2 separate regions of the Homo sapiens genome follow, and region 2 is linked to region 1. Evidence: chromatin loops called from intact Hi-C (ENCODE). Cell type or tissue: endothelial cell of umbilical vein. All regions are shown on one strand.

Region 1 (8,000 bases):
TCAGGGTCAAACGTGAAAGTGGGAAATAATCTCAAAATCATAATTGCCTGGCTCCAAGACATTTCTTTAGGAGGAAGGAACATTAGGAGGGAGTGAGATCTGCCTGGGTTGTAGGTTGGACCCTCACTCACAGACTGTGCGACACTAGGCTCATACTTAGCCCACTCTGTGCCCCAACTTGGCCACTTGGGGATAAAATAGGTTGGATAAAGTGATGGCTCAGTGTTTCCACCACACCCATCCTAAGAATCCCAGACTCGCCAGGCGTGCTGGCTCATGCCTGTAATCCCAGCACTTGGGAGGCCGAGGCGGGTGGATCACGAGGTCAGGAGATCGAGACCATCCTGGCTAACGCGATGAAACCCTGTCTCCGCTAAAAATACAAAAAAATTAGCCAGGCGTGGTGGCGGGTGCCTGTAGTCCCAGCTACTCGGGAGGCTGAGGCAGGAGAATGGCATGAGCCCGGGAGGCAGAGCTTGCAGTGAGCCGAGATCGTGCCACTGCACTCCAGCCTGGGCGACAGAGCAAGACTGTCTCAAAAAAAAAAAAAAGAATCCCAGACTCCAGCATCTTCGTACCATCAAGATTGTCTAAAATGATAGAGATGGCATAAAGCCAAATCATTGGGATTCATGTCTTTTTATCTCTTCTGCTTCCAAATCCTTGGTCTAGTTGCTTGTTATGGCAATAAGAATGTATTTTTCCTACTTGGTTTTTCCTACATAGCTGTGTTACTCTGAGCAAGTATCTAACCTCTTTGAGTCTCAGTTTTCTCATCTATACAATGGAAATAGTAACAATACGTATATTACTGGGCTGCCAAATGGCTAGATCTGTGTGTGTATGTGTGTCTGTATGTGTGTGTGTGTTCATGAATATACGTTTGGTGGGGTGGGGATGGGGTGGGATCTTTGTATTCAAGTTGACCTGAGCCTGGCTCTCCCACTTCTTGTATCCTTAGCAAAGGATACAAAACCTTTGCTAGTCACCTCCTCTCCTTCAGCCTGTCTCCCTCTCCCTCACCCTCTTGTGGGTTGGGATAATAATGTTAGGCTGATTCAGTGACACAAAGGGAGAAGGAGCTTAGAGTTATACAAATCACTGCATCATCTCATTAAATCAAGTCAGAAGTGAGCTCTGGAGGCTGGGGGTTGGGGGACATGTGCAAGGCCCTAGAGCACTCCATAATCCTGTCAGATAGGCTGTGATTTCCCTAGAGAATGGGTTCTCGGTCCATTCATTCTTTTTTTTCTCTTTTGAGATGGAGTCTAGCTGTGTCACCCAGGCTGGAGTGCGGTGGCACGATCTCAACTCACTGCCACCTCCGCCTCCCGGGTTCAAGTGATTCTCCTGCCTCAGCCTCCTGAGTAGCTGGGATTACAGGTGCCTGCCACCATGCCCGGCTAATTTTTGTACTTTTAGTAGAGACGGGGTTTCACTATGTTGGCTAGGCTGGTCTCGAACTCCTGACCTCAGGTGATCTGCCTGTCTCAGCTTCCCAAAGTGCTGGGATTACAGATGTAAGCCACCAAGCCTGGCTTCATTCATTCTTTTATTCATTCAACAAACATTCACTGAGCCTTTCCATGCATTAGGGCTCTATGTACTCTTAGGACACAAAGTCAAACAAGACCCAATCCCTGTGTGGAGAAGCCCACACTGGAAGGAGCCCTTCCAGTGAAGGAGACAGGCAGGTCAAAAGATCGCTGGAGTCCAACATACACCACTATGGGAGTGTGAGCGGACAGCAAGGCATGGAAGACAGAGGAGGCTGGCTCTGGGTGAAAAACTTGGGAACGCTTTGGAGAAGCAGCAGCACTGTATCTGGGCTTTGAGTGGGAAGAAGTTCACTAGGCAGTGAAGAGAGGAAAAGAACATTCCCGGCAGAGAGGAGGGCAGATCTAAGAGCATGGGGGGCCCAGAGGGCTGTGGGGAGTTCACTGAGGGGACGGGGAGAAGTTTGGTATAAACACATGATGATGGCCAGGCACAGTGGCTCATACCTGTAATCCCAGCACTTTGGGAGGCTGAGGCGGGTTGGTGGATCGAGTGAGGTCAGCAGTTCAAGACCAGCCTGGCCAACATGGTGAAATCCCATCTCTACTAAAAATACAAAAATTAGCCAGGCGTGGTGGCAGGCACCTGTAATCCCAGCTACTCAGGAGGCTGAGGCAGGAGAATCACTTGAACCTGGAAGGTGGAGGCTGCAGTGAGCGGAGATCGCGCCATTGCATTCCAGCCTGGGTGATAGAGCAAGACTCTGTCTCAAAAGGAAAAAAACAAAACAAAACAAAACAAAACAGCAAGGGAGACGCCAAAGTGGCTAGGTGGAGCAGTGGCAGGAGTAGAGACACTTTTACCCAACATAAGGACTAGGAAGAGATGAGGCTGCCCCCTGGGATTGCAAAGCACAAGACAAATATCAGAGATGGAAAATGTCCCCATAAGAAGTGGAAAACAGGCCGGGCACAGTCCATCACGCCTGTAATCCAAGCACTTTGGGAGGCTGAAGTGGGTGGATCACCTGAGGTCGGGAGTTCAAGACTAGCCTGGCCAACATGGAGAAATCCCGTCTCTACTAAAAATACAAAATTGGCCAGGTGCAGTGACGCATGTCTGTAATCCCAGCTACTCGGGAGGCTGAGGCAGGAGAATGGCTTGAACCCGGGAGGCGGAGGATGCGGTAAGCCGAGATCATGTCATTGCACTCCAGCCTGGGCAACAAGAGTGAAAATGTGTCTCAAAAAAAAAGAAGTTGAAAACAGAGCTGTGATCCACTTCTCGGTGAGTGGTATAACCGCAGGTATACTGGATAAAACCAGAAAGTATGCTTGGCTCAAATTACTACAGCTTAGGAGTGTCAAGCATTGAGGGGAACTAAATCACCACAAGATTTATGAGTGTGCAGGGGAGGGAGGAGGGTTCAGGTTGGGGGACATTGTTCTCACCATAAGCAGCAGTGAAGGAAACCAAGTCTTTGGAACCAGTCATATTCCTCCAAGGTTGTACAAACTCAGCCTTGATATGACCTTTTCTGGGGTCTCAGGAAGAAAGAAAAAAAAAAAAAGTGCCTTCATGGTAAAGAGGTATCAGACCAATTAATAAGGCAGATTTGAAAGCTTCTGAAATGCACCTGAGCAAGAAGTCAGGTGTTGAGTTCACCTGCTCTACAGACAAGAAAAATGCTTTTTCGGTTCCTATTTAGATAAAGCTGGACATAAATCATTCTTTGAAAAGCTGTCTTGGGTGCCTTTCTTGGTGGGGGCTTAAGCCCTTTCCAAACATTGCCTCATTAATCCTGGCAGACACGAAGAGAAAAAGGCTTGACAGACATCACTTTTGATGTCACTGAACAGATGTCACTGAGTAACTGGCCTCCAACTTTAAGACACACGCAAGTTCCTGCTGGATGTGGTACAAGATCCTCCCTGCTCACTGGCTGTTAGCTACCCTGCCCTGTGGCCTGGAGGAGGGAGGGTGTGTGTGTGTGTGTGTGTGTGTGTGTATACACATACGTGTAAGTACTTTTAGTCTTAATTATACTATGAACAGAAAATGGGGCAACAGCCACTAGTGTTACTAGCTGGGTGGCTGGGATATATTTTACCAGGAAATCTATATTCTCTTCTGAAACGGCCAGATTTTTGCAAGCATTTTCCCCATCTCAGGGTGGGTGGGCTGTTGTCCTTGGTAAATGCTTTTTGTTTATTTCCAGCCCTTCCAACATGTTGGCGAATTATTGCAATATGAACTTCTAATCCGAAAAGGGGGGTGAGGAAGGGCACTGAGAAGAAGAGAAAGTTATAACAAACTCAAGCGACTGACACCCCAGTTTTACTTGTCCCTTTGGACTTGTTTAGGAGTTGGGTCCTGTTTGGTGTTTCAAAGGAGGGAAAAGATATAAAAGTACAAGGTGCCTTAGAAATGGAAATCTTCTGATGTGGCCTCTTCTTTTCTTTTTAATAAAGAAGGTTAAAGAAAAAAACGAAGAGAGAGAAGACAGGGAGAAGACAGAGAGACAGTGACAGCCAGAGAAACAGAAAGAGAAAAAGTTGGGGGTGGGGGGGGGGGCGCAAGAGGGAGAAGAGGAAAGACAGGAAAAGAAAAGGAAAAGAAAAAGAGGAAAGAAAGAAGAAAAGAAACAAAAAGAAGAGAGAGAAAGGAAAGAAAGAGAAAGAGAGAAAGAGAGAAAGCGAGAAAGCGAGGAAGAGAGGAGAGGGCGAGTGCCCCGAGGGAGTCGGGCAAAAGCGAAATCCCGGCTTCCTACCCGGGACAGCGGGAGAGCCGAGTTTTCCGCAGCGGCCGCGGGCTCGGAGCTTTTAAGGGTTTCTAATCCTGGAAGGCTGTCTGACATCACCCCGTTTCTTGTCGGCTGATGTTTCGTACAAGCCTCTCATTTCCTCAGTGTTTTCAGAGCCACCAATTACTGCAACAGTCTCGTGTTTATGTTTGCGCGCGCTCTCCTGCCTCGCTGGCCCTCCGCCTGGGAGGCTGCGCTTCCCTCCGACGCGCGGAGCCCAGAGGGGGTGGGTCGGGGGAGCGGGGAGGGGGGAATCTGGATCAGGCATTGAAGAAAAAGGGAGGGGTCCCCCTTAATTTTTTTTCATTGACTTCAGCACCATGTGATCAGGAAGTCTGGCCTCCCTCCATTTCCCCTCCCGACTAAAGGGAAACATTGTGTAGCAGCCGCCTGGGCCACCGGTGGGATGGCCTTCGCTGCCTGACGTAGGGAGATAAAAATAACCGGCATATTTAAGGCAGGATCAGGAATCCCGGCGCTCACACGCGGCCTGGTCAGTTCCCGAGGCCGCCCGGCAGGCAGCGCAGCCTGCGGGGAGGCCCCGCGCTCGACTGTGCGCGCCCCACCGCAGGCAGTGCTAGGGCGTACGACCGGACCCCGACCCTGACCCCGACCTTGACCTCGGGACCCAGGCCGACTCAGGCCTGGCTGAGCCTCCCAGATTCCCCAGGGAGGCCGAGCAAGACCGGCCCGAGGCAGTCTGGCTCAGGCTCGCTGGGCTGGGGCTGGGCCTGGGTTCTCTGTCCGGCCTCCCGGGAGACGAGAAGGAAGGATGCCGTGGCAAAGGGAGGGTAGTGCGAAGTTTGATGCCGAGGGGGGTTACAGAGCCTCTGTCTCAAGAGAAGGCGCACAAGGTGCCACCAAAAAAGCCACTTGTTTCTAGCCAGGCCCCCAACTCAGACCCACCACTGTGTGCACAAACTCTCAAATCAAATCTGCCTTCTCTATCCCCACTTTGCCTTCCAACTGCACATTGCAAAGATTTGCAAACATGTGGCAGGGCTGGAAATAAACAAGAAGCATTTAGCAGGCAAAAGGCACTGATGTGTTTCCACATTCATGCTCTCCTTGAAACCTCAACCCACACTACACAGGAAGTTCTGTTATCCTTATCTTACACAATGGGAAACTGAGGCTCGGGGAGATGGAGCCACACATGGGCAATGCTTTCCCTACCACCTCAGTGGCCTCTCGAAACTGCATGACATTGGCACATTGCTTTATCATTCTGGAAACCCCCTACCCTCTCTTCTTCCTCCTCCCTAAATAAAATTATTACCAAGCAAAAACAATGATGGTGAGCTTTCACTGACCTATGAAATCTCAGGTTTGCCCTAGCCCTGGGGCACAAAGAAGTTTTCACATCCATTTAATAATGGGAAATCTCCCTGCCTTCTGATGTCTAAAGTAACAAGATGTTTCAAAATTCCTGGCAGCTTTTCACCTAAAAACCAGATGTGCTGATGAAAAATGAACAGACATTCACCGCTAATCCAGAGATAGCAAATACCTATTTATCTGGGTAGAAGAGGCAAAGAACTTCCATTTTGGGAGATTTGGGAATTTAACCATCTATGGGGATGGAGACCCCGGAGTCTGGCAAGATTTTTCTGAATCTAAGCACCCAGCACAATGCCTAAGACTGAAAATACTCAATCCATAATTGTTGGATTGAGTGAATGGGGGGTGGGGGTGGGTTGTGGAAGGTGATAAGCAGCACTTAAAAACACATTGGGATGAGGTATGCTGGTCATATCTTTAGTGATCATATAAGCATGATCTCATTTAGTCCTTATAACTACCCTAGTCTGCAGGTATCATTATCATCCCTGCCTTGTATGTAGGGAAACTGTAGTGCAGAGAAAAACTGCCCAAGGTAACACAGCTGGGTGCTGGAATTTGAACGCATGCAATCTGACTGCAGTAGCCAAGTTCTTCACCACTAGACTAAATCCAAAGAGTTGTGCCATGAGATGTCAGAGAAAGGGACCTGTTATTTACTAAGCACCTCTTTTGACTCAAGCTCCATGCTTACTACTGGAGAGGCGGGTCAGACACCACAGGATCCAGGCTCTCAAAGAGGTGACTCCGGAAGCAAGACTGGACTTCAGACTCCTTGAAAGCAGCCCTAGTTCTCATTCACCTCTATCTTGCCAAACATCAACTATCACAAATGTCTGTTGAATCGTTCCCCCTGAGAGAAACCTTCTTTGACCACCACCAACCGCAGCATTTTAGATCTCCTTCCTGTTTCCACATTAGATATGGCACATGCCTGCCTTAAAGCGCTTGTCACCCAGCATCTGAGCTTTTTACTTACCTGCCTGCTCTCCCACTGGTCTAGGAGCACCTTGAAGGCAAAAATGGTGTCTAGATCAGTATAGACTCCAGAGCATGGCGGCCACTCACTAAATGTTTGCTAAATTATGAATGAATGCATATGAGACCTTCACTAGCCTCCAGTACAATGTAGGCCTCCTATCACCACAAAACCCGGTTTTCTCTATCTCAGCACCCTCTTCTGTTGCCTCACAGAATTTGTCACAGTTTGTAATTTAATCTGTTTTTCTTTTCCTCCCACGAACCCACGAATGCAGGAACTGCCTCGCTTATGCCTGCCACCATAGCATTCCCAACATGTATTAAAGTGCCTCACACATTGCTGGCACTCAGTAAATACTTGTACAATGAATGAGTGAGTGAATGAATGAATGAATGAATCAACAATAACTATTCCAAAGCCAGTCATAACTGAGCGAAGCCACTTGAAATAATGCCATTACCCAGATTGTATTCATAAAGTGAGGGCCTTTTGTTTGGTGACCACGTCAAATCTAAGTCTCATCCATATTGATGATAAAAAAGACTTAAAAGGGGGGTTATTGAATGAGGCCCTTCTTCTCACACAATGTGGGCTGCAGTGACCACTATAGTTAGAGCTGCACACAGACTCCCTTTATGCCCCTCTGTTTTCATTAGCTCAGGGAACTTGCCAAAGAGTGATCCTTTTGCGCTGAAATTTTCCATGCTGGGTCTTGGCAAAAGGTGAATTTTGGGGAAAAGTTTGAATAAAATCCCTTCAGCCATTTTTTTTCTTCAGTTTGATGAAGATGAAAAAAATACATTTTTTTCTGGCTTTTAATTGAAGACATTTTTAGGACACAGGAAACTCAAATTGAATTGAACTTTGAAAACCTGAAAGTCATATCTAATCCCGTCTGAGGAAACTGTGGAGCTCATCTTGGGCTCATTTTTTTTTAATTTAATAATAATTTTAAAAACTAAAAAGGAATTGAAAAATCTCTTTGCAGCCTTAGCAATCTTGACATGCTTTCTCCAACTTGAGCTACATAAGTCTTTCTGTGATTCTAGCAAATCATAGAAGCTCAGAGCTGTTTAGAAGTGATTTTAAAACTTGAATTTCAGCTCCCATGCCATGACAGATCATATTTTTTCCCTCTTGCCTTTGTCTCAAGAAACTTCTTCACAATGTACCAGGAATATGTGATTTAAACCATAGCCTCAGAAAATAACAAAGCTGAGGTTCCTGGAATGAAAGGACTACTTCTTCAAAGCCAAATATACAACTTGCTTTCCAAAACTTTCTTAGATAAATGCTAACCAAAACATTTTATCTTGCATTGGATTTGGATTTTCTCAGTACTCATGTCAGTACCACATTCTTGCTCCCTTTTTTTTT
Region 2 (8,000 bases), 630 kb before region 1:
AACAGTTGATGGGCTGTTTCAGTCATGGGAACTACAAGGAGAAATGTTTCTGATAATACAAGAAAGCAAAAAGCATTTGGTCTGTGGATTGCAAATATGTATGAACAAGATAAATGTAAGAGGAGCAGACATCTTTGGTATACCTTCTATGGGTTGGGCACTGTGGTAGGCATTTGATGACATTAATAATCTCACTTACTTTTCAGAACAGCCATGCAGATAGGCGCTATCATTACCAATTTACAGCTTAGGAACCCATGGCTGAGTTAAAGTCACTTGCCAGATCACTACCACTGTTAATGGGCTAGTGCTCAACATTCACATGCATGTACAGTTGATCTTTGTTGTTCTAGTAGTTCTTTGTTGTTATAGTTGTTATGATCTATAAAGTCTCAGTCTCTTTGAACACTGAATTAGTAAATACTGAACAATTGCCCTTAGGGAAAATACAGGTTTGTGTTCCTGAAAGTCTCTGTTCACAACATTTTCATCAACCAGTCAATATATTAATATAACCTTGTTTTCTGTGTGCTTCTGTTTAAGGACACCGTGTTTTAGTGTATATTGTCGATTCATTAACGTTGAACTCATGGCCAATAGCACTATAAGCTCAAGCCTGAATGAAATTTATCTAACACAAGTATTTTCTCCGTAAGGCACATCACAACCTTCTTGCACTTAGGAACGCTAGATAGCACTTCAGTACTATGCTTGGCGGTCATTTTAAACAGTGACATCACCAACAAAAAATGGGAAAAGCATGGCACCAAACAGACTGTGAAGAGGACACATGTTTACATCATGAAAGCTGAAACCAGAAGACAGTGTCTTATTCAACCTCAGCTGAGAACAGGTGTTTTGGGCAACTCAAATTTTTCACTGCTCTGCACATGTTTATGAATAACTTTGAAATTGCCATATTGATTTTAGGGTTACAAATAAATTTAGCAAGTAAACAAATTCACAGACGCAGAATCCAAGAATAATGAGAACCGACTGTATATTCAATCATTGGGCAAATATTAATTGTGTGCCTACTATGTGCCGGACACTGTTCTAGTCACTGGGGATTCAGCAGTGAACAAAACAAAGCCTCTGTGCTCCTGGACCTAACATTCTGGGGAAAGGGTAAATGCAGGTAGTAAAGTACATCATGGTCAAGATGGTGATAATCTATGGAGACAGATCACACTGGGAGTGGAGTAGGGAGGGATTAGTGGAGTGTTCTGTGAACACTCAAGGAAATCAGTTCATATGGACATGTGTGGAAGGAGCAATTTGGGAAGTAGGGACACGCAGTGTAGATGCTGAGCAAGAAGCCAGGATGGCTGCAGTTGGGGGTGGCAGAGAGGAGATGAGATAAAGACTGGGTTGGCAAATGATGTAGGATTCTCTGACTTCAGAACCTGGGCTCTTGAAAGGAACATGGGATGAAGATGCAGTATGAGCACTGGGGTGCATTCTAAGTTGTCATAAGGTTGGCAAACGAAAAAGACTGTGAGCTTTTGCTCTTGAGAAAGGTTCCAGTAAGATCCAAAGAAAGAATCTTCGCAAAGGGGTGGAGGCTTCGCCAAGGCCCCCAGACCTCTACTTCATCTGAAGCTTCAGGGTGGGTCACCTGAGGATGCCTCTTTTAGGGAAGTGACTTCAAATCAGCTTGGGATTGGAGGAGACTCTCTGGGAGATAATCTGGCCCAGAGCTGCAATACTGAGGACAATTTCATCAGCATTGACAGTGCATCTGAGGAGAGGCTGGTCACAGCAAACAAACCATCACCCAGGACAACAGGAGTGAAGGCAGAGAGCAAGTCTGCACAGTAAGATTAGCTTGTACAAAAACACTGCTCAACCAACTCAGCTCTGCTCACTGCACTCATCAGAATATGAATGCCACAGCCCATGTTGGAGTCAGTTGCAAAACTCATCTGCAGTTAGACATCCTAAGACTCAACCCATACCACTGACTGATATGGAAACTGAGGCCCAGCAAGGGAAACTAATGAACATCCCATCAAACACCAAGGGAGGGGCTGAACCAGGATGGAAACTTAGCTCTGGCCAAACCATCATTCTAGACAGTTATTCCTAGAGTTAAAAAAAAGAAGAAATTTCACAGAATTCCCAGGTTTGCAGAAAAGCCACTGATTGAGCTGCTGTGTTTGTGTCCATGCAAGCAACTGCAGCCACCTCTACAATTCAGTTTAGTGACTTTATTTATTTATTTATTTAGGCAACCTGGCCATTCAACATCTGCCTCTTGGAGGGCCCTGTGGAAAACTGTGTGGCCATAATGTGAGCCACTCCCAAGAGAAAGGTTCTTAGTCAGCAAAGGTGGTCACGCTAGTTGGAAGAGTCAAAAGGAATTAAACTCCTGTCCCATGATCTTTAGATCTAACAGAGGCACTGGTTCCCTCTTTCAAAGCTTTTTGTAGGAAGGCCTGTCATTTGTGAGGCTCTCTGGCTTCAGGCTTCTGCCTATCTTCTGCGAGGCACTGAATCCCAAAAGAAGTGGAAAGTGGTTGGTCGGGGACAGTGGTGTGCTGGTAGACCCGCTCTCTGGGGGATGGTAAAGGAAAGCCTTGGTTTCCTGCATTTGCCCGATATCTGTGGTGCAAATACTTTCCCCATGGTGGCTTTCAAGCTACCAAGGATTCACAACCGGCTCACAGAATTCCTGAAAATTTAACAATCCACTCTCATGCGCCTGCTGCAGCCATTTCCAGCCCACCTCTGTAGCTCTCTAAACAGCAGGGCCTCATGGATGAGACTAGAGAGGGGAGATGTAGCTGGCTCTGTTTAATTCTGTGAGGTCAAACCACACCTGGGAGGGTGTGTCTGGTTTCAAAGCCTACATTGTAAGAGGAACATAGGCACACTGAAAATTGTTTGATTTGGGCAAGAAGCAATTTCGTCTGAAAAGCCCACCGGGAGACCTATTGCTGGAATGAGAATCCAGGGGAAGAAAAACACAGGGTATCCTGGCCATTGTTTCCAAATCTCTGTGGGGCTGTAAGGTACTTTTCCTGAGGCGTGGAATCTGAACAAATGGGTTGGGGAGGCGTCTAGAACCGGGATGCTGATTTCAGCTCAACCTAGGACTTTTCCGATAAAGCCACCCAGAGAAAGGCAGAGCTGCCTGGCACCATGAGGAATGCCATCACTAAAAGAATAGCATAAAGAACATAGGGCACCCACTAGGTGGGGCTGTGACCGTGGGGACTCCAGGGGCCCCTTCTAGTTCCTGGGGTCTGATCCTGCAATGGACTCTTCTTCCTTTTCCTAGGTAGCCAGTTTTATCTTCTCACTTTCCACTCCCCTTTTCTCTTTCTCCTCTTTCCTGGGCTCTTTTTCTTAGCTGCCTTTAGCCTCTTTACTGGGTTGATCTTCCTTCTGGGACATTGACCTCTAGAGCTTCCTGCACAGAGCGGACTCAGCCCCTTCTCTTTCTCAGGACCCACTTACACCCCCGGGGGAGAGAGCAGGGGCCCTCCTTGTCTTATTTTTCCTTGCTTTCTCTTCTCTCTTCCAACATTCTCAGCTCCACATTTGTGATTGAAGAAGGGCAAATAAACAAATTGAAACTGAAACTGAGCATTGGCCATAAAGTGAGGACATCTGGGAGGCTTGTAAGGAAATTTACATGCTTGCCTGGTTTCAGGTTGCATATTTTGTGTTGCCTGGTAACAAGCCCAGCGTTCCCTTTCATGCTTTATTCTCCTCCTATCCCCTGTTTATAGTGTAATTACCACTGTGACATCATAATCCCTCATTGAACAGCTGTCAGGGGGGCCCAACTGCTGAGTAAACAGGGCTTTATAATCTCTCCTCCCATGGGCTGGTTTACTAAATAGATCAATATTTGGTTTGTAGGCACAGAGATTAGGAGGTGGAAATGTCTTTTGAAAAAGCCCAATCTCTTCCCAGGGCCCTGAGTGCACCTGAGAATGCTGAAAAGAAAAGCCAAGTTCACGGACAAAAAAAGAATCACCCAAGCTGCTTTCACCTGCCTGCGATTTCCCAGGAAGCCAGTTTGTCTTTAAGAAGTGAGACCCATTTGAGAATGAGTAATGTCTTAGGCTCTTTAGTCTAATGCTTAGAGAATTCCACTTTCTTCTTTCGCTCGGCCTCCCCCTGAGCTCCCCTTTCTCTGTCCCCAACTCCATTTTATTTAATCTTTCTAAATGGATATTGTAGCCTCAGGGACTAAAAGAATGACACATGGATAAACAGGAACTAAGCTCCTAAGCTTTTCCCCTACCTGCCATCTTCCTCACCACGCATGAGGATTAGAAGCATCACAAAGAAAGCAGTCTCGGAAGTTTGTCAAATAGAGATTTCTGGGTGATGGTTTGGGAAAGGATGATTTAGATCGTGCCTCTCCTGGGTCGGGAAAGTGACTGAAACACATAACAGCAGAGAACTTGAAGTGCTGGTTTGAGCTTCAGGAGATGTGAGTTCTAGCCCCAGTGCTGCCTGTGATTTTCTCTGTGACCTGGGACAAGTCCCTTGTGGATACGACAGGATATGCGGGCTACAGGGATCTCTGAGGCTTCTCCCAGGTAGGCAAAGTGGAGTGTCAGACTAAGCTGGGCTCAAAAGTTTGTCCTGACACTAGTTAACAGCAAAGTCTTCAAATCACAGGCAACTCTTAAGAGTTGCACTTGCTTCGCTGTAAAAAACGGGAGAATTAATGAATCACTGTGAAGACTAAATGAGATAATGGATGGGGCACACCTCACTGGGTGTGTGATACTTGGTAGGTGTCTTTTTAAAGCATAATTCCTATAAAAACCAAAACTATGGTTTAAAAAAAGGCTTGGAGGTAAAAATTAGAAGGAAAGGAAAGTAAAAGAATAATAACAATCAACACCAGTGTAAGCCATTCACAAGACACAAAGTCCCTTTCACGTATATGATCTTAGGTAATCTGGGCAACAACCTTGAAGAAGAGAAAAGCACCACATTTATTGATCTCTTTGAGTGGGCCATTCACTGTCCTAGTTTTTCACAATCATCTTGGTGGGTAATTTTCCTATTTTGAAGGCCAGGGTCCAAGATTACCCAACTGGTGAGTGTTGGAGCCAGCTCGGGTGATTTTGGTTTGAAACCTCTAAATCCCATGACACAGAAGTGGCAGGATCAATGTGGAAAGCAAGGCAGCAAAATGATGAGGTACTAAAAACTAATGACCTAGATGAAGGAAAGAAATATTTACACAACATCATATGCTTCTTTCACAGTTGTCATGCAACATCATAGTACTTTGCTGATTCAGTCATTTCACAGAGTAATTAGCGTCTGTCTCTGAAAAATAAAATACTGCAATTGGCTGCCGTCTCTAGGACTTTGTGACTTCCTTTGGACAGGTGGTTGCAAAAAGCCTACACCTTTAAAAGTGCCCCCTGAAAGTTAATGAATCACTGTGAAGACTAAATGAGATAATGGATGTGACACAACTCTCTGGGTACCCAGAATGGAGGAGATGGTAGGCCATGGCAGATGGTAGGGGAGAAGCTGGCTTCAGACAATCTACAGAAACCCAGTTTCCTGATTTTTCTGTGCAAGGAATAGCACAGGCATCTGATAATTCCACTATTCTCTCTGGCTGGTGGCCTTCTCTTTGAAAGACTGCATGGTTTCAGTTCAGTTTCATATAGATCTGTGTGTAGATCTGTACAGTGATAACATTCCTTTGTGCTAAGTCAGTCCAAGATAACTAACCTGTTTCCAAGATCTAATTTTGTATGTGGGAATCTTGCCTTGCCCTGATTTCCAGACCCATAGGCAGGCTTGCAGGCTGTAGCTGGGGAAGACCCCACGCTTATTCTGGTGCCCTGAGCAAGACCTCCTGCTCCACTATTAGGCAGAAGCACCTGTTCTGCCACAGGAGGTGCTGTCTTTTGCTGGCAGAGCTCAGTTTCCCTTAAGGGGAAGTTCCTTAGGATTTAAGGCCTCATGACTATCTCAAAACCCATGTTTGTTTGCCAATAAAGAAAATAAATAAACTGTACTAAGGGCTCCTTCCTATATCAGCCTCTGAATTATATGCTATTTTTCTTTAAAGCTACAGCCCTCTGGGGACTACCCATAAATTAGTAGTTCTCAAACTGTAGTGTGCATCAGAACCACCTGGAGGGTGGTGTGTTAGAACACAGGTTTCTCTGCATCCTGAGAGTTTCCTAAGTTCCAGAACTTAGTAGTTCTGGAGTGGAGCCTGAGAATGTGCATTTCTGACCAGTTCCCAGGTAATGCTAATGTGGCTGCTCAGGTGACCACACTTAGAGAAACACTTGCCTAAACCATCCACCGCAACTTGAGTTTGCAGAGCTGCTGGTGGCTTTCTTTTGGAACTTTCCACATTTTTTTTGTATGTGGTTGGCCATTAGTTTGTTCCCTTTTTCCACCACAGAGTTTTAGGTTCTTTTTCACCACAGAGTTGCTTCTCTTCACAAGCAAGAATGCAAATGAAGCTGCTTTATCTGGTATTATTTTCCACACCCTCTTGTAGCCTATATAATTTCAGTTTGTAGTTTGGAAAAATCCCTAATGTGTTTTCCCCCTCACACCTCTGTATCTTTGGACTTGCTGTTTGCTCTCTGGGCTGGAAGGCCTCCCTGGCTTTGCCTGGTGAATTCTGAATTGGATGTCAGAATGGAACTCATGCCATGGCCCCAGTAGAGTCATCCCTGAACAGCCTACCCAAGCAGAGATCATTTTCTTCTCTTTCTCTAACCTTATAGCTGCTAGTCCAATCTTTCATTCTAGCCCTTATCCATTTGCAGGCTTCCCCTGCCCACTAGACAAGGAGATACTGAAAGGCAGAGACCAGGAACGACTCAACTTGAGGCTCCCTAAGTATCAAGCATAGTGGATCTTAACCCGGGCTACACCTTAGAATCACCTGTGGAACTTGCCAAAAAGTTCCAACACTTAGGTCTTTCTCCACATCAATTAAATCAGAATCTCCGGGGAACAGAGCTGCAATTAGGGCCTCCATTCTCCAGGTTTCCTAAGTAGAATGGACAATGATTTTAACATTCTGCAGCTCCATTCCGACTGTGTGCCTGTTCTGTGTGTTCTGTGACACAGAATAGACTTTATGGGTCCCATTTTGTAAGTGAAGAAAATGCTCTGAGAGCAGATCATTGATTGAGTCAGCAAATCATTGGTTCATTGGTTTCTTAATTCACTCCCTATTCATTCATTCATTTGACAAGTATTTTTGTAGTATCCACTGTGTGTCTGGACACATAGTAAACAATAACAGACATTGCCCCTGCTCTCATAGAGGTTTCAGCCTAGTGAGTGAGGTAGACTGTGATCAATCACCCAAATAAATGTCAAGTCACACTCCAAATAAATGCCATGAAGGAGGAAGTTTTACTCAGGGGAGAGAACCACAACAGCTTTTGGAGTTTTTAACAGGGGAGGGGTTGACCAAGTCCTGGAGGCCAAGGATGTTTTCCCTGGTCAAGGTCTGTTGACTAGAGCATGGCAGGACGAGACATTCACTGGGCCAAGAGGGAAAGGCAGAGTGTCTCAGGCAGAGGGAGCTATGGAAACCAGCAGAGTCCAGGGTCCTTCAGCCAGGTGTACCCCATGGTTCCCATCCTCAGCCTTTCTCTTCACCATTGTCTTGGGGCAGCAAGCAGGGCTTTAGAGAAGTGTAATCATTGTGCAGGATAGTGTGAGTGTACACACAGGTGTGCATGCATGTACATATACACAAGCACACACATGCATAAACACATATAACATACATACATATACCCACATGCCCACACCACTCCTTTGCTCAGATCAGAGCTAGGCTGTCTGCCTGGAGCTATGCCGAAATGTTGATGCCCAAGGACTCCTTTCTCGAGGAATTAGAACAAGTTTTAAACCACATTATCTCACTGACTATGCAGAGTCCTCTGACAAATGGTGTCTTTTCATCCCAGCAGCCTGGGGGAGGTATAGACAGCCAGCAGACAGGATCTGAGGGTCATGCTGCCCAG

Evidence for each region. Peaks named below come from ENCODE experiments on the same cell type or tissue, not always from the same donor. Only the 100,000 strongest peaks of a DNase experiment are listed, where the experiment ranks them.
Region 2: a loop joins it to region 1, with 2.5 times the contacts of the local background. A loop is called at or near these places in 10 of 110 quality-filtered maps.

Annotation. Positions count from the first base shown.
Region 1 is chr9:107,634,506-107,642,505 of GRCh38, reverse strand. All of the region lies in intron 8 of LOC105376205 (a long non-coding RNA gene), which reads right to left. Among named protein-coding and RNA genes, the nearest start is that of KLF4, 150 kb to the right of the region's middle. RefSeq lists enhancers at 4,396-4,944, 4,945-5,493. In endothelial cell of umbilical vein, a CTCF peak has its summit at 4,823; DNase peaks (open chromatin) are centred at 3,335 and 4,585; H3K4me3 peaks cover 1,208 bases; H3K27ac peaks cover 2,366 bases.
Region 2 is chr9:108,267,923-108,275,922 of GRCh38, reverse strand. The region is part of intron 4 of LOC105376214 (a long non-coding RNA gene); the gene reads left to right. LOC105376212 (a long non-coding RNA gene) reads left to right here. Exons shown (of 3, transcript XR_930235.3): 1 at 1-4,559. Among named protein-coding and RNA genes, the nearest start is that of ACTL7B, 580 kb to the left of the region's middle. In endothelial cell of umbilical vein, a CTCF peak has its summit at 3,213 (motif pointing right); no DNase peak of the experiment used is centred here.